Regions from separate parts of the Homo sapiens genome. Here region 1 is linked to region 2. The links are chromatin loops, found by intact Hi-C in ENCODE. Cell type or tissue: PC-3. All regions are shown on one strand. Links, peaks and the distances in the headings refer to the core of each region. The heading gives the core; the rest is flanking DNA. Region 1 overlaps MDM1 (Mdm1 nuclear protein). Region 2 overlaps IL22 (interleukin 22).

What was found. Hi-C counts contacts between places; a loop is a spot of excess contacts. Peaks named below come from ENCODE experiments on the same cell type or tissue, not always from the same donor. Only the 100,000 strongest peaks of a DNase experiment are listed, where the experiment ranks them.
Region 1: a loop joins it to region 2, with 4 times the contacts of the local background. A loop is called at or near these places in 22 of 110 quality-filtered maps.

What each region holds. Positions count from the first base shown.
Region 1 is chr12:68,300,667-68,314,976 of GRCh38, forward strand. MDM1 (Mdm1 nuclear protein) reads right to left here. Exons shown (of 15, transcript NM_001354969.2): 10 at 14,282-14,310; 11 at 12,978-13,087; 12 at 12,777-12,886; 13 at 1,954-2,206. Among named protein-coding and RNA genes, the nearest start is that of MDM1, 25 kb to the right of the region's middle. In PC-3, for the core only: no CTCF peak of the experiment used is centred there; a DNase peak (open chromatin) is centred at 9,895; H3K27ac peaks cover 1,613 bases.
Region 2 is chr12:68,233,925-68,249,210 of GRCh38, forward strand. It overlaps IL22 (interleukin 22), which reads right to left. Exons shown (of 6, transcript NM_020525.5): 6 at 14,318-14,952. The coding sequence ends at 14,875. Among named protein-coding and RNA genes, the nearest start is that of IL22, 12 kb to the right of the region's middle. RefSeq lists an enhancer at 7,281-7,420. In PC-3, for the core only: a CTCF peak has its summit at 3,363; a DNase peak (open chromatin) is centred at 6,387; H3K4me3 peaks cover 807 bases; H3K27ac peaks cover 2,378 bases.

The sequences.
Region 1 (14,310 bases), core at 6,311-14,310, 70 kb after region 2:
TTACTACTAGACCTGAGAAATGAAGTAGACAGCGACATAATAATAGCGAGTGACTTCAATACTCCACTGACAGCACTAGACAGATCGTTAAGACAGAAAGTCAACGAAGAAACAATGGACTTAAACAATACTCTAGAACAAATGGACTTAACAGATATTTACAAAACATTCTACCCAACAATTGTAGAATATACATTCTTCTCATCATTTCACATGGAACATTTTCCAAAATAGACCACATGACAAGCCACAGACAAGTCTCAATAAATTTAAGAAAATCATACCAATTATCTTCTCAGACCACAGGGGAATAAAACTAGAAATCAACTCCAAAAGGAATCCTCAAAACTATACAAATACATAGAAATTAAATAATCTGCTCTTGAATGATTTTAGGGTTAACAATGAAATCAAGATGGAAATTCAAAAATTCTTTGAAATGAGTAACAGTGACACAAGTTATCAAAACCTCTGGGATACAGCAAAAGCAATGCTAAAAGTTTATAGCATTAAATGCCTACCTTAAAAAGTCTGAAAGAGCACAAACTGACAACCTACTATCACACCTCAAGGAACTAGAGAAACAGGAACACCACGGAATACTAATCCTCCATTAAAAGGAATGAAATAATGTCTTTTGCAGCAACTAAGATGGAGGTGGAGGTCATTATTCTAAATTGAGTAACTCAGGTATGAAAAATCAAATACTGCATGTTCTCACTTACCAGTGGGAGCTAAGCTATGAGGACACAAAGACATACAGAGTGATACGATAGACTGTGGGGACTTGGGGTGGGGGAAGGGATAAAAGTCTACATGTTGGGTACAGTGTACACTGCTTGGGTAACAGGTGCATTAAAATCCAGAATTCACCACTATAGAATACATCCATGTAACCAAAACTACCTGTACCCCAAAAGCTATTGAAATAAAAATTTTAAAAAACACAAAAGATAGAAGATAAAAATTAGTAACCCTTTCAAATTTAAAGACAGAGATGGAAAACAGGAGAGGTAAGATAAAAAATAAAATCATGTCCAACATCTGAATAGGAGCCCTAGAAAGAGGAAATAGAGAAAGGAGAGAAATTTTTTTTTTTTGGCCTCCCAGACTTAAGCAATTCTCATGCCTCAGCCTCCCAAGTAGCTGGAATTACAGGTGTGCACTAACACACCCAGCTAATTTTTTTGTAACAGAGACAGGGTTTCATCATGTGACCCAGGCTGGTCTCAAATTCCTGGCCTCAAATGATCTGCCTGCCTTGGCCTCCCAAAGTGGCTGGGATTACAAACATGAGCCACTGTGCCTGGCCAGGAGAGGAAATTTTTGACTGAATAATTCAAGAAAATGTTCCAGAAGTGAGAATTTTCCAGATTGAAAGGTCTATGGAGTACCAGCAAAATGAATAAAAAAAATAATACTCTCTCAGAGGCACATCATAAAATTTCAGAACATTAGATATGAAGAGAAGATCCCAAAAGCTGCCAGAAAGAAAACACCACACATAGAAGATCCAGAATAAAAGGAGCATCTGACTTCTTAACATTAACGATGGAAGCCAGAAAAGAGCTGAGCAATGCCTACTAACACTAAAGGAAAGTCATTTCTGACTGTGAATTCTACACCCAGGCAACATTTGGCAATGTCTGGAGACATTTTTGGTTGTCACATCCAGAGAAGAGGTGCTACTGTCATCTATCTAGTGGATTCCCTGTATGTGTATGAATAAGAACTTGAGAGATATCTCACACATATATAACAGCAAAAAGTGAACTTAGGTGCAGCACAATTGGTCCCAAGGAGGGAGTTTTCCTATTTAAAGAAATTTTATTAATACATTAACCAAAAATACTAAATAACTGATTTATTAACATAAAATGCATTCTTAGACTTTGTACCTATCAGCATAACACTTTATTTTAAAAGACAAAAAATTAAAACCAAAATAATTACCATTGTGCTGAAACTCTGGATCTCTAAGAGAGCCCTGAATTCGTCGAGAGGGATGCCAGTAGGATGGAACATGTGGTGGAGAAGGCAACTGTCCAGGGGGATTTGTTGGGTATTTTGGAATTTTTGAAACTGGAAGAGTTGCCTCAGCAAATTTGTGGATATTGTCTTCAGAATCTTCCCGCAAAGGCAGAGGATCAACTGTTTTTATACCAGCAGCTGGAGAAGTCAGTAGGGATACAGCACGACTTTCTTTCTAAATGACAAAAAAAAAAAAAAAAAAAAGATGCCTATGTGTAGATATGTAAATAAATAAGCCAAACATTTAAATGCAAAAAACATAACCAAAAAGCAGAAGGAGAAATATGAGAGAATTTATGCAACATCTATGTGGGGAAGATATGATATAGACAAACAGACCTGGCTATATAAACAAAATACGTAGACATTTTAAAAATTAAAAGAAAAATGCAGAACTTGGAAAAAATACAACTTTTATGACTGACAATGAATTATCATTGCTGCATAAGTATTTCTTTAAAAACAGTAAGAAAAATATAAACCTAATTAAAAAGTAGAAAAAGGATATGAATAAGCAATTCATATAATGTACACACAAATCACAAACAGCAAACGTATTCTTCCTTACTAATGATCAAATAATTATAAAATGAAAGCACTGAGATATTAATTTTTCACGTACCAAATTTCAAAAATTAATTTTTAAAAGCACAATGATACCAGAGCTGGCAAGGATGTAGAGAAACTGGCAACCTCATAGACTGCTATTGGGAGTACAATCTTTCTGGGGGGCCGGCAAAACATAGCAGAAGCCTTAAAATTTAGCATTCTTTGACTTCTTTGACTACACAATAATACTTGGGGAGTACTCACAAACACAAAATAATATAAACAAAAATGTAGTTACAGATGGATTTCTTTACAGTATTTCTTCAAAACAGACTAAGAAATAACAATAGAAATTTGAGTAAAAATTAGATTTTAACAATAAGCATCTGGTTTTAAAAAACTGTGGTGTAACTATAGATTGCACGTCGCCATAAAAATAAGATTATGAATATTTCATGATGTGAAAATATGTTAACAGTGCTAAAAATAGATTATAAAACCTTTCTACACTATGATAAATAAATAACCAAATATACTAACACATATATACCTAAATACCTCAAAAATTTAACAGTGGATGTCCCTGAACAGTACATGTGAGATATTTACCTTCTTTTTTAGTTTGGTCAGTATTTGCTGTTTTCCACAATGACTATGTATCACTGTCCTAGAAGTCAAGAACAATTTTACTTTTTAAAAGAAGGCAGCTAGCTGGACACACTGGCTCATGCCTGTAATCCTAGCAATTTGGGATACTTGGGTGGCCAAGGCACAAGAATTGCTCGAGCTGGGGAGGCAGAGATTGCAGTAAGCCATGATTGCATCACTGCACTCCAGCCAGGAAACGGAGAGAGACTGTCTCAAAAAATAAAAATAAAAATGGTCCAGGTGCAGTGGCTCATGCCTGTAATCCTAGCACTTTGGGAGGCCGAGACGGGAGGATCACTTTAGGCCAGGAGTTTGACCAGCCTGGTCAACACGGCGAGACCCCATATCTATTTATTTAAAAAAAAAATTAAATTAAATTAAAAACAAAACAAGGCAAACCAGTAAAATCAAATACAGTTCCAAACTTTCCTGATTATTTCTTGTAATTGTTGCCTTCACTTATTATCTTTGATTCTATCAATGTAACATTCAAAACATTGCTTTCTAAACTTAGATATCATTTTCTGTGATTGCAGAGCTTATTGCTTCAAACTGGCCTAGGGCTGTTAGTCTCAACCAATAAACATACTTCAAATCAATATGAAGGATAAAACCACAAATCTTCCACTTGTTTTCCTTTTTAAACAAGTATCACTTAGTACAATACAAATAATTCCAAAGAGAAATTGTTCTTTTTTTTTCCTTTTTCTATATATATGAACAAAATTTGTGATCTCTGTAAAACTGGTTTTACAATTGCTGAAAACACCGGAAAGAAACCTGTAAAATAAAAGACATGGGGTTCCCAGGTTTAACGTAACTGATTCTGCGATCTGTTTTTGAGCCTAAATCCTCAAAAGGCCAATAGGCCTCACTGCTCTACTCAGCCCTGTGTACAGCAGTTCTCCACTGAGGAGCCACAGTGACTTGATTTGCCCTGTGAATCATATCCTATTTGCTTTGTTGCTTCTGATATTCCAGAGGTTTCCCAGTGACATCAGAATAACATCCAAGAGAATAAACCCCACTTGATTATAATGAATTATCTTTTTGATGTGCTGCTGGATTCAGTCTGATAGTATTTTGTTGAGGATTTTTGTGTCTACCTTCATCAGGAATATTGGTCTACAGTTTTCTTTTTTTGTTGTTGTGTCCTTGCCAGATTTTGGTATCAGGATGATACTGGTTTCGTAGAATGTGTTAAGGAGAAATCCTTTCTCTTTGATTTTGGGGAATAGTTTTAGCACATAAACAGAATTAAAAACAAAAACCATATGATCATCTCAATACATGTAGAAAAAGCATTTGATAAAGTCCAATATCCCTTCATGATAAAAATCCTCAACAAACTAGGCAATGAAGGAACATACCTCTCAAAATAATAAGAGCCATCTATGACAAACCCACAGCCAATATCATACTGAATGGGCAAAGGTGAAAGCATCCCCCCTAAGAACAAGACAAGGATGCCCACTCTCACCACCTCTATTCAACATAGTACTGAAGTCCTACCCAGAGCAATCGGGCAAGAAAAAGAAACAAAAGGCATCTAAATAGAAAAAGAGGAAGTCAAATTATCTCTGTTCACTCACAATATGATTCTAAACCTAAAAAAACCCTAACAATCCCTCCAAAAGACCTGATAAATGACGTTAGTAAAGTTTCAGGATACAAAAATTAACGTACAAAAATCAGTAGCATTTCTACAAACCAATAATTCAAGCTAACAACCAAATCAAGGATACAGTCCTGTTACAATGGCCCCCCAAAAATAAAGTACCTAGGAACACAGCTAACCAAGGAGGTGAAAGATCTCCCCATGAACTACAAAACACTGCTGAAAGAAATTATAGATGACATAAACAAATGGAAAAGCATTCCACGCCCATGGATCGGAAGAATCGATATTGTTAAAATTGCCATACTGTCTAAAGTAACTTACAGATTCAATGCAATTCCTATCCAATTACCAATGTCATTTTTCACAGAATTAGAAAAAGCAGTTCTAAAATTCATAAGGAAGCAAAAAAAAAAAAAGGGCCCAAAGCAATCCTAAGCAAAAAAAAAAAGGAAAAAAAAAAGAACAAAGCTGGAGGCATTACATTACTTGACTTCAACCTATTACTATAAAGTTACAGCAACCACAACATCATGGTACTGGTAAACAAACAGACAGACTAATGGAACAGAAAAGAGAACTCAGAAATAAAGCCATACACCTACAGCTATCTGATCTTTAACAAAGATGACCAAAAAAAATGAACAATGGAAAAAGGACACCCTATTCAATAAATGGTGCTGGGAAAACTGGCTGGCCATATGTAGAAGAATGAAATTGGACCCCTATCTCTCACTATATACAAAAATTAACTCAAGATGGATTAAAGACTTCAATGTAAGACCTCAAAGTACAAAAATCCTAGAAGAAACCCTAGAAAAAACTCTTCTGGACATTGGCTAAGGCAAGGAATTTATGACTAAGTACTCAAAAACAAATGTAACAAAAACAAATTGACAATTGGGACTTTTGCACAGCAAAAGAAACTATCAACAGAGTAAACGGACATCTTACAGAATGGGAGAAAATATTTGCAAACTACATATCTGACAACGGACTAATATCCAGAATCTATAAGGAACTTAACAAGAAAAAAACAACTCCATTAAAAAGGGGGCAAAGGACATGAACAGACACTTCTTAAAAGAAGACAAAGCAGCCAACAAACATGAAAGAATGCTCAACATTGCTAATCACCAGAGAGATGCAAATCAAAACCATAATGAGATATCATCTCACACCAGTCAGAATGACTATTACCAAAAAGTCAAAAAATAACAGATGTTGGCAAGGATGCAGAGAAAAGGAAACGCAACCCCTTTGGAAAGCAATATGAAAATTTCTCAAACAACTAAAATTAGAACTACCATTCAACCCAGCAATCTCACTACTGAGTATCTACCCAAAGGAAATCATTCTATGAAAAAGACCTGCACTCATAGGTTTATTCCAGCACTATTCACATTAGCAAACTCATGGAATCAGCCTAGGTGCCCATCAATAGTGGATTAGATAAAGAAAATGTAGTACATATACACACCATAGAATACTGCGCAGCCATAAGAAAGAATGAAATCATGTCCACTGCAACAACATGGATGCAGCTGGAGGCCATTATTCTAATTGAATTAACACAGAAACATAAAGTCAAATACTGCATATTCTCATTTATAAGTGGGAGCTAAACAAGAGGTACACACAACATAAAGATGGAAACAGACACCAGCAACTACAAAAGGGGGAGAAGAGGGAGGGGTGCAAGAGTTGAAAACCTACCTATTGGGTACAATGTTCACTATTTGGGTGATGGGTTCAATAGAAGCCCAAACCCCAGCATTACACAATATACCAATGTAACAAACTTGGACATAAACGCTCTGAATCTAAAATAAAATTCAGGCTGGGCACAGTGGCTCAAGCCTGTAATCATCCTACCACTTTGGGAGGCCAAGAAGGGAGGACTGCTTGAACCCAGGAGTTTGAGAACAGCCTGGCAACACAGCGAGATCCCCAACTCTACAAAAAATTTTTTTTAAAAATTAGCCAGGCATGGTGGCACATATCTGTGGTCCCAGCTACTCAGGAGGCTGAGGTGGGAGGATTGCCTAAGCCCAGAAGGTTGGGGCTACAATGAGCCGTGATTGCACCAATGCACTCTGGCCTGGGCAACACAGCAAGACCTTGTCTCAAAAAGCAAAAAATGGGCCAGATGTGGTGGTTGTAACCTGTAATCCCAGCACTTTGGGAGGCCGATGCAGGTGGATCACTTGAGGCCAGGAGTTCAAGACCAGCCTGGCCAACATGGCAAAACCACATCTCTACTAAAAATACAAAAATTAGTCAGATGTGGCCACAGGTGGCTATAGTCTCAGCTATTTGGGAGGCTGAGGCATGAGAACTGCTTGAGCCTGGAAGGCAGAGGTTGCAGTGAGCCAAGATCGCACCACTATACTCCAGCCTGGGCAACAGAGCAAGACCCTGTCTCAAAAAAAAAAAAAAGTGAATATAAAATTAAATTAAAAAAAAAAAAAAGAATAACATCTAAGATCCTTACTCGGCCTCCCTTTCTAATCTCATTTCCTGCCCTCTCCCCTTCCCTCTCCAGGCTCCAGCCACACTTTTAATCTCTCTGGGTTCTTGCCCTAGGGAAAAACACTTGCACTTGCTGTTCCTTCTTTTTTTTTTTTTTTTGAGATGGAGTCTCACTCTGTCGCCCAGGCTGGAGTGCAGTGGCGCGATCTCAGCTCACTGCAACCTCCGCCTCCCGGATTCAGGCAATTCTCATGCCTCAGCCTCCCAAGTAGCTGGGACTATAGGCGTGTGCCACCATGTCCAGCTAACTTTTGTAATTTTAGTAGAGACAGGGTTTCACTGTGTTGGCCAGGCTGATGTTGAACTCCTGACCTCAAGTGATCCACCTGCCTTGGCCTCCCAAACTGCTGGAATTACAGGCATGAGCCACTGCGCCCGGCCCCTGTTCTTTCTAATTGGAAAACAATCTCTGCCCCAGATCTCTGCATGGGCACCTTCCTCATCAGTCAGGTCTCAGCTAAAACGTCATCTCCTTAGAGGTGCCTGTCCTGATGGCCCAAACTAAAGCTGTCTTACCCATCCCTTAGAGACCTGTAGTCTTATTTAATTCACAGCGCTTACTACTATGTGAAATTATTTTCTTAAAAAATTGTCTATTCCTCCCAATGAAAATGTAAGCTTCATGAAGGCAGGGATTTTGACCTGATTATCAATAAATCCTCAGATCCTAGAACAGTGCCTGGCACTTGGTAAGAGCCTATTAAATATTGAATTGAATGAATGAAAATAAAACTACCCTCCAAAGAGGCTCCTTGTCCAGAGTTCTCTTGCTCAGTGCATGGTACCTCCATCAATCTTGTTGGGCAAGCCAGAAACTTAGCAGGCATCCCTGTCTCTCATCCATTATCCAACCCAGCATCAACCTTAACATTGTTCCCCTTACATAATTGTGCAGTTTCATCCACTTCTGTCTATTCCTACCCTCCTTCATCCAAGCTACCAACACCTCCTACGTGGACTACTGCAATGGCCTTTTAAGGGCATTCACAGCCTACTCTTGCCTCCTATGGCAGCCGGACAGATCTTGCAAAACATATATCCATCACAATTCCCATACTGAAAATATTTCAATGGCTTCCCATTGCTCTTGAGATAACGAAAGAAATCCCAATGTTGCCATGTTTTCCAGCCTCATGTTGTACCAGGCTCCCTGCCACACACTGTATTGGTCTTTGTTTCCTCAAACTCTACATTGTTTCTCTCCACAAGATCTTGGCATATGCTAGGCTCCTTCTCCCCATCCTTTTTTCCTGGTTAATGCTTCCTCTTCTCCTTTATCTTAGCTCAATTATGAGTTTTTCAAAGAAGCATCATTGACTTCCAAGAAGGTTTCTGATCTCCATGATTAGAACAATTCCTTCCAGAATAGTGCTAAGTACTTTTATTTTGAAACTCTTATTAGTTTTAATTTCATTTCTTTTTTGGTGTGATTAACATGTATCTCCCTTACCAGACTGCAGGTTTCATAAGATTATGTACCATGTCTGTTTCTATCCATTATCATTGCCATAGCATGTGGGTAAATCTGCTAAATGAATGAAGTGAGCAAATCCACACTTGGGTTTTTAATATAAAGATTTGAAAATGTTTCCTGATGATCAAACCAATATGAGAATTCTACCCTAAAGTTTTGGGACATACTGATAATTTATTGGAAATTGAATGACCTATGGGTTTAATTTTATACATAATAATAACGTAATTTCTTATCAATGCTTTTATAAGAGAATATAAGGGGAAAAACTGATGGTGTATATCAAAGTTTAGTGACTCCTCTGCCTACCAGTAACCAAGGGGTAGACACTGGGAAATAACCAAATCTAGCTAGCTCCTGGTATAGTCCCTGGTAGTGCTGGTCGCAGAAAATTCACATGGAAGGATATCCAATCAAGTTGTCAATAATAAACTTGTGTACGTATGTACATATGTATGTATTTATTGGTTTGGAGAGAGTCTTCCTCTGTCTTCCAGGCTGGAGTGCAGTGGCGTGATCTCAGCTCACTCCAACCTCCACCTCCTGGGTTGAAGTGATTCTTGTGCCTCAATCTCCCAAATGGCTGGGATTACAGGCATCTGCCACCACGCCCAGCTAATTTTTGTATTTTTAGTAGGGACAAGATTTCCCCATGTTGGCCAGGCTGGTCTTGAACTCCTGGCTTCATGTGATCCTCCCACCTTGGCCTCCCAAAGTGCTGGGATTATAAACATGAGCTACCGCACCAGGCCAGAAACTTATTTTAGAGGAGTTGGTAATTAAAATGTTAAAAGTGTATAGTACTCACAGTGAGACAGAGAATGGCATTAACATTCTAAGGGATGATATTACTCTATTTAGATTATTCAATAAATTAATTCCACAGTAAGTGAAAATAATACATATAAATCCAGCCACAAATATGGATGAGTCACTCGTTTTGGCTGAATCAGCTGTGTGTATACAGTTGCCTAAAAGCTCACACCTTCCAGATGGCAGCCTGGATTTCTAAGGAGGAGTAAAACAGTCCATTAAGATCTGATTCTCATGAGTCCTCTGACCATATTCCTAATGTCACATTTCCTTTAATAAACCAGTGTATACATAAGCAACAGGAAATAGTTTTGATATTCTGTCACTCCAATAACATTCATTCAATCTGTTACGTGCTATGAGCTGGACTCTGTTCTAAGCACTGGGGATTAAGAGGTAGAGGGTGCTCTGATCCCATCTCCCACCTGTTCCCAATCCCTGAAAACTCCTACTTTGTACTCAAATTCACAAACAGCCATCAGCAAAATTCCCTATAGATTTTCAACCTTTTCTCTGAATGTTCTCTATTCTACTCCAACCACTTACACCCATGATGTTAAGTTAAGCCTTGTCATTACTGGTAACTGCAACCTCTCCATAACCTAAATTTCTGACCACCATTTCCTAACTTTAAAACTAATCCCCACAGGTGCCCCAATTCCAACAAGTCTTTTATTTTACCTAGACCATCCATCCACCGATCCTATCACCTCTGCACTCTTCTCAAGTCCCAGTGTCCTTCCCTCACCAACTCATTATAATCCCTTCTTCATATATACCTCAACTCCATTCCCCTTTTTCTCACTTTGTCTTATTCTCATGACAAATTCAAAACCCTAGGTAAATCCAACTCTATCTGATAAAAGTATCCTGCACTTCTGCAGCCAAACATTACTGGAGAAGGGCACACAACCCTTCCTGACTGGTCTTCTGCCAACTTTGTGACCACCAACTTAAAATGGCCCCTTAACATTGGCCTAAAATATCCCACATTCCCCTGGCCCACTCACTCTCCCACTCTCTGAGAAGACTACTCTATGCCTTCACTTTCCTCAAATCTCCAACATCTTCCCCAGCCTTATTCTCAGTAAGGATCTTTCTTCACATGTCACCAAGAAGCAATAAGAAGAGGTCTTCCAAAAGCTGCCATCACATCTTCCTACATTCATCAGCAGTGCCTGCCCATGAATTCTGCTTTCCCTCTTTTAACAATAAAGAAACAATCAGTGTCTAAAGCCAACCCTTCCATATCTCCACCAGATCCTAAGCCCTTTCTCCTACTCAAGAGCATCTTTCCAACAACTTTCCCCTCACTCCTGCATCATCAACTTTTCTCTCTCCAAAATTATTCTTGTCAACATACAAACATGCTGTTGTGTCTTCCATCTTGTTCTCACTTCTCTCAACTACTCCTGCATTACTCTGCTTCCCTTCTTGGAAAAGAAACTTCAGAGAATTATCTGTGGCAGCTTTCTCCAATTCTTCTCCTCTTTTTTCTCTTGAATTCACTTGCACTTAGGCTTTTGTCCCTTCCTTCCACCAAAACTGCCCTTTATCAAGGTCACCAAAGACCTCCACGTTGCTAAATCTGATAAGCAATTGTCCTATCTTACTCACCTATCTGTAGCATTGACTCTCCCTCCTCCTTGACACCTCCAGGATACCAGTCTCGTTTGTCACCACCTCACTGGCTGCTCTCCTTCAGTCTCCTTTGCTGACTAGTCCTCAACTTCCCAATATCAAAAAACTGGGGTTTAGACCTGTCTACAACTATTCTTCTCTGTCTACACCCACCCCCTTGATGATTTCCTCCAGTCTCAATACTTTAAAAACCTGACCCACCTAAGCTATAAAGAGCCTCAAATCTGTACCTATAGCCCAACTTCTCCTCTACACTCCAAACCTATATAGTCAGTTCCCTATTCAACATGTCTACTTGTATGTCTAATAAGCTTCTCAAATTTAGAGTGTCCAGAACGGAATTCTTGATCTTCTCCAACTCAGTTAAATGGCGACTCCATCCTTATTGCTAAGGCCAAAAATCTTGAGTCACCCTTGATTTTTCTCTTTCTCCCACCCCAGATCTTATCCATCAGCAAATCTTGTTGGCTGTACCTTCCATGTGTATCCAGAATTGAACTTTATATGACCTTCACTGCCACCACCAAGGTCCAAACAACCATCACCTCCTGCCTGGATAGAGTAAGTGACTCCCAACTGTTTTTATGCCCCAGCTCTTGCTCTACTACTACCTATTCTCAACACAGCAGCCAGAAAGACCTTGGAAAAAAACTAAATAAAATCATGTCACTCCTCTGCCTTTCCAATAGCTTGCCACTGCATACAGAAAAAAATTCAAAATCTTTGCTATGATTTACAAAGCCCTACACAATTTAGCACCCCATTATGTCTCTGAACCCATTATCAACACTACTCTCCCTCTCATTCTCTCTCTCTCTCTTCCAGCAACAGTGACCTTCTAGCTGTTCCTCAAGGGGGCAGGTACCCCCTTCACCTGAGGGATCTGCACTTACTGTTCTTGTCACCTAGACCTTCCCAGATCCGCATACAGGTCAATCCCTTACCTTTTTCAGATCCTGCTTAAATGCCACTCTCGCACCGAGGACTTCCCTGGCCACTTCCTGTTCACTTCAGCAGCTTTATTTTTCTCCTTAGCACTAATCAGTATCTAAAATACTATGTATTTTACCTGGTTATTTTGTTTATTGTCTCCCTCCTCCACTAGAATGTAAGTTCAATGATGGCTATGATTTTTGTCTGTTTGTTCTCTGCTATATCCCCAGCACTTAAAACAATGCCTGGAACATAGCTGGAATACAACTGTCACACAGCAGATGCTCAATGAAAGTATTGCTTTCTTTATCTTCCTATTGAGTCACTACTGACAAGGTTGAAAGTGTATCAACAAAAACGTAATGCTTCTAACAGAAAAAAAGTCAAGCCTTTTGCCTTACTAAAAGCAGGTTAACAGTATCATCTCCTCATATGATAGCCACAATTCTCTAAAATCTTAACCCATCATTCATTTATTACATGTGTCTACAATAATTAGTCCTAGATGAGATGCTTTTTTCCCCAAAACATGTTTACCTTAGTAAAATCATTCTTTGAAGTTTCTAAACAATCCTGAGAGGTCATTCTTTTCCTCTGTTCTGGGGCTGGAGGCTTCATCTTAGATGGAGACACTAAAACAGCACCACCTGGAAAAATAAAGATGACAGTTTCAATTACACTAAATTAACATGTAGAAAAAGCAGGTTAAATAAGAACTGCACGGTGTTTGCCGATTACCAACAGCTGGAGTAGTGAGATCATGATGAGTCCTCTGGATTCCACCAAGTTCTCTCAGCTTGGGAGTAGGAAGCCGGCCTCCTTTTTCTGAGGATACAGAAGAATCTGACCTATAAATTGAAACAATCTATGAATCTATACAGCATTTCCTCGAGAAAATATGATAAAAAATACTTTGCCATCATTGTGCAATAATAAAGTATAAAACTTGTAAGAGGCCAGGCGCGGTGGCTCACGCCCGTAATCCCAGCACTTTGGGAGGCCGAGGCGGGCGGATCAGGAGATCGAGACCATCCTGGCCAACATGGTGAAACCCCATCTCTACTAAAAACACAAAAACAAAATTAGCTGGGTGTGGTGGCGGGCACCTGTAGTCCCAGCTACTTGGGAGGCTGAGGCGGGAGAATGGCGTGAACCCAGAAGGCGGAGCTTGCAGTGAGCCGATATCGTGCCACTGCACTCCAGCCTGGGTGACAGAGCGAAACTCCGTCTCAAAAAAAAAAAAAAAAAACTTGTAAGAGAAGGCCATTTTGTTTCTGAAAAAAATAACCACCAAATCCACATGCAGTTAAAAGCGACTGAAATTTCCAATAATGAATAGAACTAAGCACAAGATCAAAAATAAAACAGAACACTGAAAAAATAATATAAGCTATATCAACTATATCAATAGAAGAAAAACAACCCACAAAGAAAAAAGTGACTGAATACTGGATAATGGGGAAAATCACTGCCAAGTCAGCACCGGCACAGCAGAGAATCCTTCCTCACATCAAGGCTCAAGTTCCATAACATCCATGAATGAATAAAGGATTTAGATTATAGACAAAAGGCACTATTATCATAGGTGGAGAAGAGCCACTCCCCAAAGCAATTTACACATAAAACAACAGGAATTAGCTATTTTCAGAAATCACTTTTTAAAAAATATTATAAAACATTATCTTTTTTGGTAGAATCATCTGATATTAAAGAACACCAGTTTTTTTCTTTAAAGTCATTCTTCCAGACACATTTGCAAATCTGGCACACCATAAATTATAGGACGTAAATGAAAATAATCCTAACTACTTCCTCCCAAAGTAGGCCAGAATTCAAGTATTCAATTACCAATCACTAGTGACTTAAATACCTGAGTGAATCAAATTATTCACCATACAGCAGTGCCTCCTTTGTGACATTGAAATAAAATCTGCAATTTATTAGTCATAAAATCAAAAGAGTAAACCACTATATTTAGTGACAAAATACATATCAACCATGTAAATAACGCTTCTCTATACTGAGTAATTTAAAACTCTCACCCTTCTTTCATCTTATCTGCCTTAGATTT
Region 2 (15,286 bases), core at 3,024-11,023:
TTTGCTAAAATCTAAGCTCTATCGGAGCAAGGATTTTTGTCTGCTTGTTCGTTGCTGTTACCTCAGTTCCAAACAGTGACTGGTCCATGGTATGTGCCCAATAAATACCATCGGGTTACCGGAGACACCTCCCTACCATCACCACAGAATGCCCTGTGGGACAAAATAGACTATAGGGCTATTTGGGCCATGAGGAGGAGGAAGAAGAAATGTGGGGACATTTGGCATAAAATGATGAGCTCTGCTTTCGGAGGGCTTCTCTGGAAGCTTCTTCTTGATCCTCTTCTGAGATTGGGCAGCCACAAATAGTTCTTTATCTCCTAATTTTGCCTTAGACATCTACAGAACCCACAGTGGGCATCCCCTCCCCTGCCTTCATCATTGTTTCCTGTCTCTCCTCTGCATTTCAAACCAAAGCAGAGGGTAGGAGGGCAGATGAGCTGAGTGTCTGGGTTAGATAGGAGCCTCTAGTGCAGCCCTGTGTTGGCTGATGCCGATGACTTTTCTTCTCTCTCTCTCTCTGCATCTTTTCTCTCATAACTTCCTACACACCATCTGTTCCCTTTACTGCAGTTAAATATGTCTGTGTTTCTTTGTATTACAGGCCTAGGTGCTCTCTGATGGTGGGAATCCACTAATAAGAGGTGTCCAGTTCTTCTAGCAAACTTGTCAGTGCTCATGTCTTCCATGGGTTGTGCCCTGAATCAATGCATTTATTAATTCTTTCAAAATGCAAAATAAAAATTATGTGTTGAGCCTCTACTAGGTGCCAAGAGATATCTTGTCTATGCCCCTTACCCCCATCCCTTGCCCCCCCTACAAACTCTTACCGTTATGGAGCTTAGATTCACATAGGAAATTGGCTCAGCCCAGGTTCCCCAGAAGATAGAGCATGAGGATAAGTTTCTGTGCTGAAGCTCTATTAGGGAAGAGTGAGAGTGATGGAAAAAAGAAATTAGGTCAACCAGGATGGGGAGCAAGTTCATGGCAATGCATAAGTGATCTAGCCAGTGCTTTATGAAGAGAGACAGCCAGCCTCTTGGCCATGTAGGATGTCTCCACAAAGGCTATGCAGAAGCATGCCTTGGGTCAGACCAGGGGAAGGAGAGAGGGGAATGAAAGTTAGATGCCAGCTTCCTCGCCTGCTCTAGGAGGAGTTAACTTCTTCAACCTCTGGATGGTACCTGCTCTCTTTAGCAGCCAAGGGGAAGGTAAATTCCACAACCTATTCCATGGCACTTTATCTGAGTCCAGAGTGGAAGAAAGAGCCAGAGATGATCACTGCAGTGGCAGCAGTGGAGCAAGACAGACCAAGAGAATCTGAGATGGTTCCCATGATGATACAGAGATTTATTGTCTATTGTAATAAAAAAAAACTTATTGTTATCAAAAATGGCTAACAGCAAGGTAGGTTCATCAATATAACAAACATATCACTCTGGTGGGAGATGCTGATCATGGGGTAGTCTATGCATCCATGGGACAGAGGGTGTTTATGGGAAATCTCTGTACCTTCTGTTCAGTTTTGCTGTAAACCTAACACGCCCTATTTATAAAATGGCTAACAAGATAAAATGCTACGATAGTCACGATTTTATTTTATTGTTCTGCAATAACAACTGTGGTTGATATGGAAATTTAATGCAATTTTTGTTAACTCTGGGTCACACCCAGTGCTGAATTTATCTGCCATCTGCCACTCATAACAGATCTTAATAGTTGCCCTCATAACAGATCTTAATAGTTGCCCACAAAACCAATGTCTTTTAATCTTAATCATGGAATTTTGTTTGGGTGTCAGTGTGTGTAGTGCCAGGAGATGAACTGTGGATGATCTAAGCCCAAAGTCAGCAAATCATGACGCAAATCTGGCCTGTAGCTGGTTTTTGTAAGGCTTATGAGCTAAGAAGGGTATTTACACTTTTAAGGGGCTGAGAAGAAGGAGAAGGAGGAAGGAAGATAAGGCGGGAGGAGAAGGAGTAGGGGAAAAGAAGAGGAGGAGAAGGAGGAAGAAGAGAAAGACAAGGAGGGGAAGAAGAAGAAATATACAACAAAGACCATATGTGGCCCACAAAGCCTAAAATATTTACTATTTTTCCTTTAACAAACAAAAATCTTGTCCATTCCTAATCTAAGCCAATGATCAGAATGAACATATGAGACATATTTGACCAAACAGATTATGAGGGGATTTCTGCCTATAGGGCAGGTCCATTTGGAGGGAGGGCAAATCAGCATCTCCCTGGGCTCCCCGCCTGGGGAGAGGGAGAGGAGCTTGGTCGCGGTGCACCTTATTTTTCATTTCTGAGTATCATTAAAATTCAATTTAAACAATTATTCTTCCAGCCAAGATGGAAGTGATTTAATTTCTCCATGAGGATAGGTGTACTTCTCATTTTAAGGACAAGGAATTTTCCATGCAAAGGTTCTGGGGCAGTGAAGAGCAGATCACATGCACTCTGTAGACAAGCCCCATTGGAACAACCTTCTGAAGATGAAAGCCTGGAGAGTTTGGCAAAACCATGGGAAGAAAGCTCAAGATGATTCAACCATGGCTTTAAACCGCAGGGTTCCTAGCAGCCTTCACATGTCAGCAATTATCAATAAAAGCAATCCAACTAGGCTGTAGTTGGGTCTCCTACAGTTTGAGTGTTCCCTTTGAGGGAACACCTCTTGTCTGGCTGTGTCAGAAACAACTTAATTGCTGTGTATTTAGTTTTTTGAATGGATTTTACTCCACACCATCAGTGGCACCAGCTTTCGTATCATTCCTGTGAGCACCTGGTGGTGGGAAGTTTTCATGAGTATCAGCTGCCTAAACTCACCAAAGAGAAAGTGAAAGTACACAGCGTTGATGGAATTGTCATATCAGCCTGTAGCAGGTTAGGGGCTGAGGCCCGGTATGAGCCCAAATCCTGTTAGTCCACCAAGCTCCCTTTGCATAAGTCCCATCAAGAACTGCGTTTCCAGGGACTAGAAATAGAAAACTGAAGAGAATTAATGTTACCAGCTACTGGCCGTTTCCCACTGCATTGCCCACACAAGCTGTGCTCTAGCCACACGGACTTGTGGCCCTCGCCTGAGCACTCTATCCACTTTCACATCCCCAACTCTTTGCTCATCTGGGTCCTTGGGTCCAGAAAGCCATTCAATCCTTTGTGTATCCATCTCAAGCATTTACTGAGCACCTATAAAGTGCCAGGCATTTTCAGGGTATAGGGGCTTAAATGTAGGCAACAGTTTCTGTCCTTAAAAATTCTCAAGATAGACACATAACAAGGGATTAAACTACAGTGTGATAAATGCTAAGAGAGATGTAAATTATACCTTGAGAGCCCTGAAGATGGAGCAATTAACTACGGCTGGATTGCAAAGGGGAAGAAAAAAGGGAAATTTCACAGTGTTGTCATTTGAACCCATTTAAATCCTTCTTGTCCTCCAAAAGATCAGCTTAAATGCAACCTTCGGTGCCTTCCCAATGATGATTGTCATCTTGTTGGTGCCTCACTGGTAGCACATGTCAGTCCACTTGTGCCCTAGGCTGTTGCATGCCTGTCTTCCTCGCAAGACAACTGCAGACTCCTTCAGGGCAGCATCCAAATAAAATCTGACCTTGTGTTTTCAAAGCCCATCCCACAGGATCTTGTATATCCTATGATCTAAAAAATCGTTTAGGAACTAAATTGAATTGAAATTTCTAAGGCTTTCACTGAGACAAGCAGCAATGTAAGAGTTCTAAAATTCCTGGGCAGTTACTGTGCTTAAAAATAGCATCTGTGGCGATGGCAAGATGAAAATGTCACAGATGAAAGAACAGCTCACAAAAGCACCTCACAGCCTGTGAATTTCAAAAAGAAACAGTGCCTACTGGTAAGGACTCAGCTGGTCAATTTCTAGGTGCTATAGAGATTAAACTGCACACACATGGCTAACATAAGATTCAAGATGCAGAGAATGAACCCAGATGGTTAAGCCCCATAGAAACAATGAAGGGACTGTGACTAATAGAAACACGTTGGGTCACCCTGAATATTTTTAGTAGCTGTAACAAGAAAAGAGGAGGAAGATGGGCCACACACAACAGAATCAGCCAAAATGCAAGGTTAAGAGGAGTCAGAATTATTCCAGTGAAAGAATCTCTCATCCTGTAGCTTGCATAGTAGCCCAAATTAAACAAAGATTCCTATGAATGCCCTTGGATGCTGCAGAGAGGGAAGAGCAAACACAGAAAGGAGCAAGGGCACTCCTGGGACTGAGGGGCAGAAGGGAATTTTAGGCTCCTGTAGGCGATAGTGCACATTGGCCTCAGCACCTCTACTTCTTTGTGGAGAAAACTGTTGGAGAAACAGGAAAACAAAATATTAAACAGTATTTAAATTTTAGAAATCAAAATACTGTTGTTTCCAAGTTTGTTTTGTTACAGGATCAAAAATTTACACACGACTCAGACACACCCAAAATTGGTTTTATTTATTGTCCATAAATGATTTCACCTAAATTCCCAGACTCCATCCTGCTGCTGGGTGGGAGTTGGGGAGGGGCGGGAAATGGAAGGGGGAAGAAGAGTAAATAGGGCAGAGTCCCAGTAGAAAATGTATGCTACGTTCAAACTGGGGAATGGATAAGAGTTTAATAATAGATTGATTTTCTTAAGGCATTGTGTTAGTGTGTGCTGCTATAACAAAATACCACAGACCAGATAATTTATAAAGAACAGACATTTATTTCTCACAGTTCTGGAGGCTGGGAAGTCCAAGATCAGGGTGCCAGCAGGTTTGGTGTTTGGTGAGGGCTGGCTCTCTCTCTGCTTCCAAGATGGCGCCTTGTTGTTCATTCTCCAGAGAAGACGAATGCTGTGTCCTCACAGGGTGAAGGTGGAATGGAAAAAAAAGGGCCTAACGCTGTGTGGAGTTTCTTTTAAAAGGGTCTGAATCCCATTCAGGAGGGAGAACCCCTCATGACTTAATCACCTCCTAAAGGTCCCACATCTTAATACTATTGCATTGGAGATAAAGTTTCAACATGAATCTTGGAGGGAACACAAACATTCAAACCATAACAGGTGTGGAAAGAGCTCAAGGAAACCAACAAGAAATAGTGCAATTCCCTGAGACTAACAACAGCTAGCTGGCTGTTGAAGTAAGGGTTGAGAGTGGTTTTCAGAACTAACAAAGATATCTATATGGAGAAGGGCTGTCTGCAAGAGCTGAGGCTTTTGGTAGAAGTACATAGCCAACCAGCATGGCAGCCTGGCAGGAGAGCTCCAAGGGATTAGATACTCTGACCTTATCCTCCCCACCCCCCAGCCCACCCTTCGATCTCCCGGTACTTCTTCCATTAGCCAAATACAATCAAAAGCCAGGGAGCTTGCATGTATATGAACCAATCCATATACGTCAGCCTCTTTGGGCACCAAGTAGAGTGGAAAAGTACAGAATATGGATCTGGAGGGCCAGATGGACACCTTGCATCCCTTGTGTCTTCAGCATCCACTCTTATCTTTATCCAGGTGAAAAATGTGTATTGGCAGCCTAGGAAACATATAGAATCTCATCAGCTACCATATCATTATAGGATGATGTCATTGTGGTCATATTCCCACCTGAAAACAAAAATATTAGCCACCACAAGTACTCTTCAAATAAAAGGGAGGAAAGGAGGGGAGAAGACAAACAATGAACAGAAATCCTATCTGCTACAGCTCCTGCTTTTATAGCAATTCGAAAGACCCAAGTTAACAAGTGTGGATTCTTTCTTCCACCACCGCTTTATTTTTCCCTTACCCTCTGCCTGTACCACAGTAGAATGGAGTCCTTTGCCTGGTAAAGTGACTTAAACCCTCATTCCCATAGAAACGGAATGCTTAATGATTCTGTCTCTTCTGAGTTGATGCAATTTTCCAATGAAAATACTCCTGAACAAGGGGCTGTTACAAGAAAAATCCAGTGAATCTCCTCGGTTCAGGCAGAAGATAAATTCACTGAGGCTGTGTTTGCCTCCGAGACAAGAGGACTTCAGCCTTCAACCCTTGGTATTACTTCATTCTCCTCATCTAAGTGTCTTCACTCAAATCTTAAAAACTTCCTTTCAGAAAAAATCACCTGTCTTCCTTCAATTCCTATACGGAGCACTTTCTGCTAGTGAATAATATAGTATAAATGAAGAACCAGAAGAAACACTAAAGAATTTCTTTTCCTGTTTGTGAATGTGATTCATACATAACTCCTATTTCCCAGGCAACCCATGCTGAGTGTCACAGTAAGAGTCACAAGCCAGATTTCTCTGGCTCTGCTCCCTTCCACTCCAATGCAATCATTGCTTCTTTCCTAGACTCTCGTCCTGGCCTTGCTTCTATCCTTACTCCTCCTAGATTTACTCTGCATTATCAACCAGAGTGATCTTTACAAAACATGAGTCATACCAAGCCTTCCTCATGCTTGAAACCCTCTGGTGGCTTTTCCTCAGCCTTAGAACAAAATCCAAAGTCCTGCTCTAGCTTGCAAAGACACACATACCTGGTCCTAGTCAAATGTTGGGCTCATCTTAAGCTTTGCCCTTTACCCAGGCTACTCCAGTCCCAACCTTCTTGCTACTTCTTGAATACGCCAAACTTGCCTCATCTCAAGGTGATATCCCCAGATATTCACATGGCCCATGTCCCCACCTCATTCAGATATCTGCCCTCCAAGAGGCCTTCCCTGATCTCCTTACCTAAATTAACCCCCATTAAGTTCTACCCCCACGCCCTACTTTGTTTTTCTTCATAGCAGATATCCATGCTTGTTATTATACTATATGTCCTCTGTTATATTTACATTAGAATGCAAGTTCTATGAGGACACGGGCTCTGTACGTATGATGTTTACCTTCACACCCCATGGCATCAGGTTAACACCCAATAAGTACATACTGAAAATTAAATAAGTGGCCAAAGTAAATAAATAACTAATTTCATATGTGCTAAGTACAACAAAGAAAAATGAAGTGGGGTGATGGGAGGGGAGGGGAGGGTGTGGAGGGTGGTGAAGAGGTTGTGTTTGATAGGGTGGCCAGCATAGATCTTTCTGAGGCAGTAACATTTGAGCAGGACCTGAATGAAGGGAGGGAATTATCATGAAATATTAGTGGGAAGATTGTTCTGGGCTTAGGAAAACAGCCAGTGCAAAGACTCCTTGTCAGGAGCTAGACTGGTGCATGTGAGGACCAGCCGGTAGGCCTTGTGACTGCAGCAGAGAGCTCAAGGGAAGGGTGATAGCAGATGAGACTGCAGAGGTGGGGTGATGATATAAACTTTCAGTTTCATTCTCACTGTGAAGGGAAGCCCTTAGGGGAAGCCAGGATGTGCCCAATCTACTGTTTTTAATTTGTAAGTTTACTTTGGCTCCTGAGTTAAAAACAGACAGTAGGAGGAACTTTAGAAACTTCAATACTATGGTAATTTAGAGGACAGATGATAGTGGCATGGATGGGCTTTAGCCAGAATGAGAAGTGAACAGATTCAGCCGTTACTTTGGAGTTAGAGCAAACAGGACTTCTGACACATTCAATGTGCAGGGTTAGGGAAGGAAAAACCAAGGTTGACTCTAGCTACTTCTGAAATATATCAGAATATAAAGTCTCTCAGTTTCTTACCTTCCAATTTTAGGGGTAAATATTCTTCCACTTATAGCTCAGTTTCCAGAAGACTGGCCAAAAAAAATATGATATCAACTTTTGCTCTAGTCATTACATGGAGACTCATTTGGAAAAGGAAAGACTCCTTAACCTCAGCTAATCACAGAAAAAAAAATATTATAATTCTATCATCCCTGAAAGGGAACATCAGTGCCTCTCAGCATTTGGAACCTGCCATGGGTGAGCAGCAACTATCTGAGGCCCATGGTACAGGTGGTAAAAGAACTTACCAAGACAGTTGTAGGTAAAGAAAGGCAGATTTATTAGAGAAAGTATGATAATATGTTGCAAGAGTGCAATGGGCAAGTTAGTAAAAGACGGGCTAACTGCCGGGAAACAAAGGCTTGCTGGGGATTTTGTAGACTGGAACGTGGGCCGAAGAGTGCTGCCTGCAGTACTGATAACGCCAAGGCTGCAGGGAGCTAACTCGCCGGTGTCTGGTGGTAAGCTGGGCACAGGAGGGCTATATGTCCTGGACCATGAAGAAAAGCAGACTTTATAGCTTATCTACTTGCTTTTTTTGCTTTCCCTCAGTCCCACCAGCCTAACTCCTTTTCCTTAATTAGGACTTCACATTCCCCCCCTAACAGAGCAAGAATGACAAATCTTTGGCATGTGAGTGAAGGTCTCATCTTCCAACTGCTTCCTGCTGACCAGAAGTGAAGAGTTGGCCCTACCTAGGATTGCTGCTCAGTTAGGAGGTTCCATGGGTCTAAATCCCTAAGTTAGGACTTAAATTGAGCCGGGTTGCTGTGAGACTATGGGGGAACCGCATTTGCAGCCTAAAATTTTGTTCTGCTGCATCCAAAGGAGAGTCATGGAGTTCTTTTAGAAGCTGATATCCCTCGCTGCAGTAACATTTTGGTTTGAGATTATTGTATTCTAGAAGACGCAACATGAGATATTGCAGTAAAAATATGTGGTGCAAGTAAACAAACTAATATGAACATTATTATAGGGGGGAGAAGTTGGGCAACCCATGGCCAAACCCAGCTGGAGAAATTTTGAATAGTTGTGCCAAAAAAAAAATCTTGACGAACTCTTTTTTGAAGGCCCTCTGATACCTTGATATTCTCTTTTACCTTTTTTAAACTTTCTTCTATTTGACCTGAAGTATTGATGTAAAAGCAGCAGGTTTCACTTAACAGCACACAAGTGCCTCCTGCCTTGGTGGTAAGCACATCTAAAGCATGTTGATTCTGCAGGACAACCCCTGACAATGAAATTAGGGCCTGTTTCTGGGCCTCAATGGCTGTGACTTTAGGTTTCCAAGATTGCTGGACTAAGATGGTGAGTGTATTAGTCTGTTTTCCTGCTTCTGATAAAGAGATACCTCAGACTGGGCAATTAACAAAAGAAAGAGGTTTATTGGACTCACAGTTCCATGTGGCTGTGGAGGCCTTATAACCATGGCAGAAAGTGAAAGGCACACCTCACATGGCAGCAGACAAGAGAAGAGAGCTTTTGCAGGGAAACTCCCCTTTTTAAAACCATCAGATCTTGTGAGACTTATTCTACTATCAAGAGAACAGCACCCATGATTCAATTACCTCCCACTGGGTCCCTCCCACAACATGTGGGAATTCAAGATGAGATTTTGGTGGGGACATAGCCAAACCATATCAGTGAGATTACAAATGCTGTGCTTGAGCATGGGTATACCTGCAAACCAAGAGTCCACTGACTATAGAATATTCTAGACCATTTCTCTCCATAATGGGATTATCAGTGGCAAGGATGCCAAATGGTGGGAGGTTAAGTTCCACTTTTGTTTTCTTTCTTCTGATGATCTTTAGAGGGCTCCACTTAGGAAGAACACCAAATTTGGAACTTGGCCAGAGGTTATGAAGTTCGAGGAGTTATATATATGCGCTCCAGGTATGGCTGCAGCTGTAGTACAGGTGCCCATCCACTTAATAGGCAAGGCTAGAAACATGATGGATACCCATAAAAAGAAGAACCCAATTCCTTTTAATGAAACTCCCAAGGAGGGACTTTGTAACCAGGCATAGGCGTGATCAGTTTGGATTCCAGTATAATTTGCATAAATAAGGGGATTTCATGGTCCCCGGGGATTAAATGTGAACGGGCAATGACCGAAAAAGTAGTTATCCACACATAAGGGAGTCAAAGTTTCACTTGTTGTGTTGTGTAAATATGGGGCCTGACAGATAAGAGTTCTAAATATTAATTGGTTAAAGGAAAATCGAGGAAAAGCTGTATTAGTGAGGTTAAGAAGTTGTCCAGTTTCAACCCCTATTCCTATATATTCCATCCCAGTTGCTAAACTATTTACAGGCATAAAGGAATCATTTTAAATTTTGCTGGCATTAACTTTGTTGTTTTCCCACCATAGAGAAAACCTGTGGAGGTCCTCGGTGAACTCATCAGTCATCATACAGCTCCCATTCCTGGTGTGTCTCTTTATAGTTGAAGGTGTAATTACAATGGGCTTGTGTTAAAGCCCCTAGGAAAGGGCCAGGCCCTTCTGAGTTTCTGAAGTCTCACTTTACAGGCCATTTCTGGTGCCTTCCCTATTCACTGGGTTACAGTGGATGATTGCCATGAGAGATCAATTGGCCTAGGTGCCCCCCCTATACCTGTGTTTTTGGTGTACGTGTACATAGTGTAGTCAAATCCAGAGTATCAAGTATTGGGCTTGCATGGTAGCCATTTCTTCTCTAGAGAGTGGGATGGCTAGGAATGTAATGTTATTCTCGACTGCCTGCCTATGTGGGCATATCCAGCAGTTAGTACGATGTGGTATGTTAGTAACCTGAGATATTACTGGGTAGAGCAGGTGCCTGGTTGCAGCCATTGAGGCAATAGTTAGCCATGATAGACACCAACAAAACAGAGCCATATTTAAGGAAAATGACAATATATAGTAAACTTAGAAAAGAAGAAGGGCTGCAAAGAGTATGAGAAAAACAGTTAAACAAATACCTAGTATCTTAGCACATCAATGTTGTGGTTTAGGGGTAAATAACATTACTAGGACAAGTATAAAGAAATTTCGGCCCTGACACCTGTAAACCCAGCACTTTGGGAGGCTGAGGCGGGCTGATCACTTGAGGCCAGGAGTTCAAGACCAGCCTGGCCAACATGGTGAAATCTTGTTTCTATTAAAAATATAAAAATTAGCCGGGCATGGTGGCAGGCGACTGTAGTCCCAGCTACTCAGGAGGCTGAGGTGGGAGAATCACTTGAACCCGGGAGGTGGAGGTTGCAGTGAGCCAAGATTGTGCCACTGTACTCCAGGCTGGGTGACAGAGCAAGACTCCGTCTCAAAAAAGAAAAAGAAAAAAGAAAGAAAGAAATTTCATCTGGGTAGTAGTTTTGGAAGTCTCCCTGCAAATAGCAATTTTGTACTATTTCCCTTATAAAAGCATTAATATTAAGAGCATGAAGCTGCTCAAGGGAGGCAGATGGATAATTACTGAGAGCTTGCAGTAAAATTGAATAAAAAGAGCCGCTTTAAGAGTAGTATTTAAAAGAGGTGTTGGATTTATTTTCATTAACTTTTAAGGAGGTTAAAAATTCTAGGCTGCTTGATTTAACAAAACCTCTTTTACCTTTTTTCTTTAAATGAGTTTTCAATGTTTATATTCTAGTTAGACCATAAATAATGAGTCTTATCTCAGCACTGGCAGCTTAGTAACAGCAGATTTAAAGCAGGCAGAAAAAAGAGGGGGAAGACAGAGAGCTTTAGGAGACTCTACTTAACTCTGTAGTGCAGATTGACCATTTGAGCTCTGAAGTTTTCTCGTTGTAATTTGCCCATTAGTTTAAAATGTGCACAGAAACAGGCCATAATATGTAACCAGCTGGAGATTTAAAGAGAATGACAAAATCAGGGGTTAGGACATTAGAAACTGTCTTTCCCTTTTAAGGCTGGACCCCTGGAATGAACAGAAAAAGAGAAAAAGAAAAGCAAAGAATGGAGAGGAAAAGGTTAAGTTTTATGGGAGGGCTTGTGAGCCTTCCAGCCACTGCACAGCCTGTGGAGCAGGGCCAGCACCTCTACCACTTTCATTTATCTCCCATCAGGGAAAGCCTTAGCACCCCAGACTTCACAGTGTGAGACGAATTTCTCCCACTTCCACCCGTCACCAGCTAAGGTGACCTGTTCCAGCCAGAGCCGAGAGCCCCTTCAGCTTAAGGCCATTAGGAGTTGGGATTTTGTTCCAGGGGCCCTTCGGCTCTCAGGGCAATCCCGTTTCCAGTGGTGGAGCTTGCAGCAGAGGGGGCAAGCCATATGGGGCTTTTTTCCTTTTATTTCATTGGATCAGTTTGCCTTTCTTCTTGCCTGCTCTTCTGCTCCAGTGGTGGTTATCTGGAGGAGAGTGCTTAGGGCAACTTGGAGGGGGTTGGGGACTTGTAAAGCAGCCAACAGTTAAGCCTGCCTCTTGTCTCTGTCTTTTTCTTTCTTCTTAGCTTTGTTTTCTTTATTCTGCTTTTGGTTATAAAGACTAAGGAGGCTAATTTGAGGATTGCCTGCATAGGAGCCATGCTGTATTACACAAGAAAATTAGAAGCTTCTTTTTGAGAGTCTGAGGGTTAAGTTTGTTCCAATGCTTTAGAATGCAGCCTAGAGGTGAGTCTGAAAGAATAGATGGGGTTGTCCCATGGCGGGACTGGAAAACACACCACTCAGAGCCTCATGAACTGCATTTTTAGAGTTCCCAGTACTCACCACTACATCACGGAACCTCACACTGAACTGCATTTTCTCTTGGGGCATCCCACCGAGATGAAAAGCGGTCCACTTGCATCCACCAAGGGGACTTGGGTGCACTTTCTAATGGGGCATCCTACCTATTAGTAAAGACCTCTCAGCCACTTGGGGACCTTAACTTGGATGATTAGTCCAGGTACTCACTTAACGCTAGATGATCAGCCTAGATACGAGGAAAAAGGTAAAGGAAGAACTCCACCTGGCGCCAGCCCAGGGAAGGGGCAGGGAAGGGAAGACTCACTGTTCTGAGGCTGTCTGAGTTCACCTTATTCAGCAACATCAGAACAGAATGGCTGGCTGAGTCCATGGGGGAATTCAGAATGAGAAAGAGAGGGTCTGAGGCACCCAAAACATGTGTGAATTCGCTCTGAATGAGCCTCCGCTACCAGTCATGCCACACTTAGGGATTAGGGACTTCTGACCAGAGAAGAGAGGAAAAAGCCTTCCTGCCTAATGGGAGAGGCAGATAACTCTGTTCACCCTCTGACCTTTAGGCAGCACCGGAGAACAGCCCTGGCCAGTTACCATCAATTGCCAGAGAGATACTAGAAGCTGGCTGCTGAAAGACTGAAAAGAGAAAATAAACTTAGGTGCCTCACCTGAATGGGCATGGAAGTCAGATGCTTCCACGGGGACACCTTTCAGCCCACCAGAGTGTAGCTCTGGCCAGAGACCTACAATTGTCTCCGTGCTTAGATGCTATCCACTGAGGGTTCCAAGTTGGGAAAGAGAGAGAGGCAAGAGAGTTCCCTATGAGGAGAGACAGCCCCCATGCAGAGAGAGTTCCCCATAAGGAGAGAGAGCTCCCCATATGGGCCACCAAAATGTTGTGGGTGAGTGACAACTATCTGAGGCTGGTGGCACAGGTGGTAAAAGAATTTACCAAGACAGTTGTGGGTAAAGAAAGGCAGATTTACTAGAGAAAGTATGAAAATATGTTGCAAGAGTGCAACGGGCAAGGTAGCAAAAGAGGGGCTGACTGCCAGGAAAAGACAAAGGCTTGCTGGGAATTTTTTCTATGTGCTCCCCTCTCACCACCAGGCTGGACCTAATCCTGCAGGAACTTGGCCAACAACTGACAAGTGACCTGCAAAGTTGGTCCTGATTTTTTGGAGAAGAAAATACCTTAGCAGTTCATGACTGACTTCTGATCATTGACTTTGACCTCATATGAAAAGACCTACACAATCTTTCAAATCCCTTCCCCCAGGAATGGCTCTTCATTGCTGGCATCCTTTGTCCATTCTTCTTGGTAGAACAAATCCAACCTTTATCTCTACCTCTTTCTCTCTCTTCTCTGTAGCATTGTACACATTTTGAAGATGAACCCCTTTTCCTTTCTATGTGTGTTTCATAATATCTTGCCCATCTTCCACCTATGAGACTTCCCTATCAGTGCCAAACTTACTAGTAGGTATGACTCCCCAAAACACAGCTTTCCTTTTCCTTTAGTGTCTTACTTTCAGGGATACTGGAGAGTGCACCTTTCAGTAGGCCTGAACTAGAACTAAAACAGTTTATCTATAGCAATAGAGGCTACATGTACTTCTCTCCAGCAACATCATTCCTTTCTTTTATCCATAAATGACTAATGATAAGTTATTTTCAATTTCTCAACTTTTTTCTTTTCAAAGGTACATGCTGAGTCAACATAATAAATCAGTATAGGCACTATAGCAGAGAGCCTTGAAATCAGATAGACCTGGCTCAATAAGGGTCAACTATTTATAGTTATAAAATGTTTCTTAACATGTTTCTAATGCAGCTTTCTCATTTGTAAAATTAGAATAATACTAATAGCTACCTCATTTTCTTAGAGTCAAGAATAAAGTTATGGGAATGGTAACATGACAATGATGATGATGATGATGACATTAAAGGAGAAAAATCACAAAACGACAAGACTTAGGATATCCAAGTGTTTATTGAGGTCAAATAAACATGTTATAGCTCTATAATTATTGTCATAAATATCAATATTAGCCTTACACTCAAGTAGCAATATCGAATGATGTTTCTATAAATAAATCCATATTAATAAAATGATATAAATAAAATGCAGTCTTATAATAATAATAAATACATTTATAAATATAAAGTACTGATTATGGAAACATGAAGCTATTTAGGGGTTTTTTCCCCTAAAGGAATGGAAAGTAATCTTTTTTATGGAAAAAGACAATTATTTAAAAAATAAATTGTTTTCTGTGTATAGAACACCAGTTACAATGAAATGTTATCAATAAATATCTATGCTTAGAAAGTCTACCTTCTGGTCTTATAAACAAAAGTGGCATTGGTTTCCTTTGTAACTAACGCAGGGGTTCATTTGGAATCCACCCATCATGATGGAGTTTGGCTTCCCATCTTCCTTTTGGTTAAAAAAAATCGCTTTGGGGCATCTAATTGTTATTTCTAGCAGGGAAAGGGGGTTAGTTATTCATTTTTCAGCTTTGCTCTGGTCAAATGCAGGCATTTCTCAGAGACATAAACAGCAAATCCAGTTCTCCAATTGCTTTGATCTCTCCACTCTCTCCAAGCTGTGAAAATAAGAATGCAAAAGTATTTGAGCATTTATGCCATGTTTTCTAAAGTGAACAAATTAGAAATTGCAAGATTAGGTTGATGGAGACAGAAACCGAGTTTTAAGCATTTGTAAAACATTCATAGTAATATCCCTTTAGTATTGTATGATTTGCCAAAGAGCTTAAAATGACGGCTCTCTGGACTGAGAGGCCACCAGCAGGCATCAATTTCAGGTGCACCTCACACTAATGAAGCTGTTTAAAAGCTGGGCAGAGAGTTGACCACCCCTTCTTAACCAGAGCAAGGAGACTGAAGTGAGGCTGGGATCTGGGGGATCCCGAGTGCCAC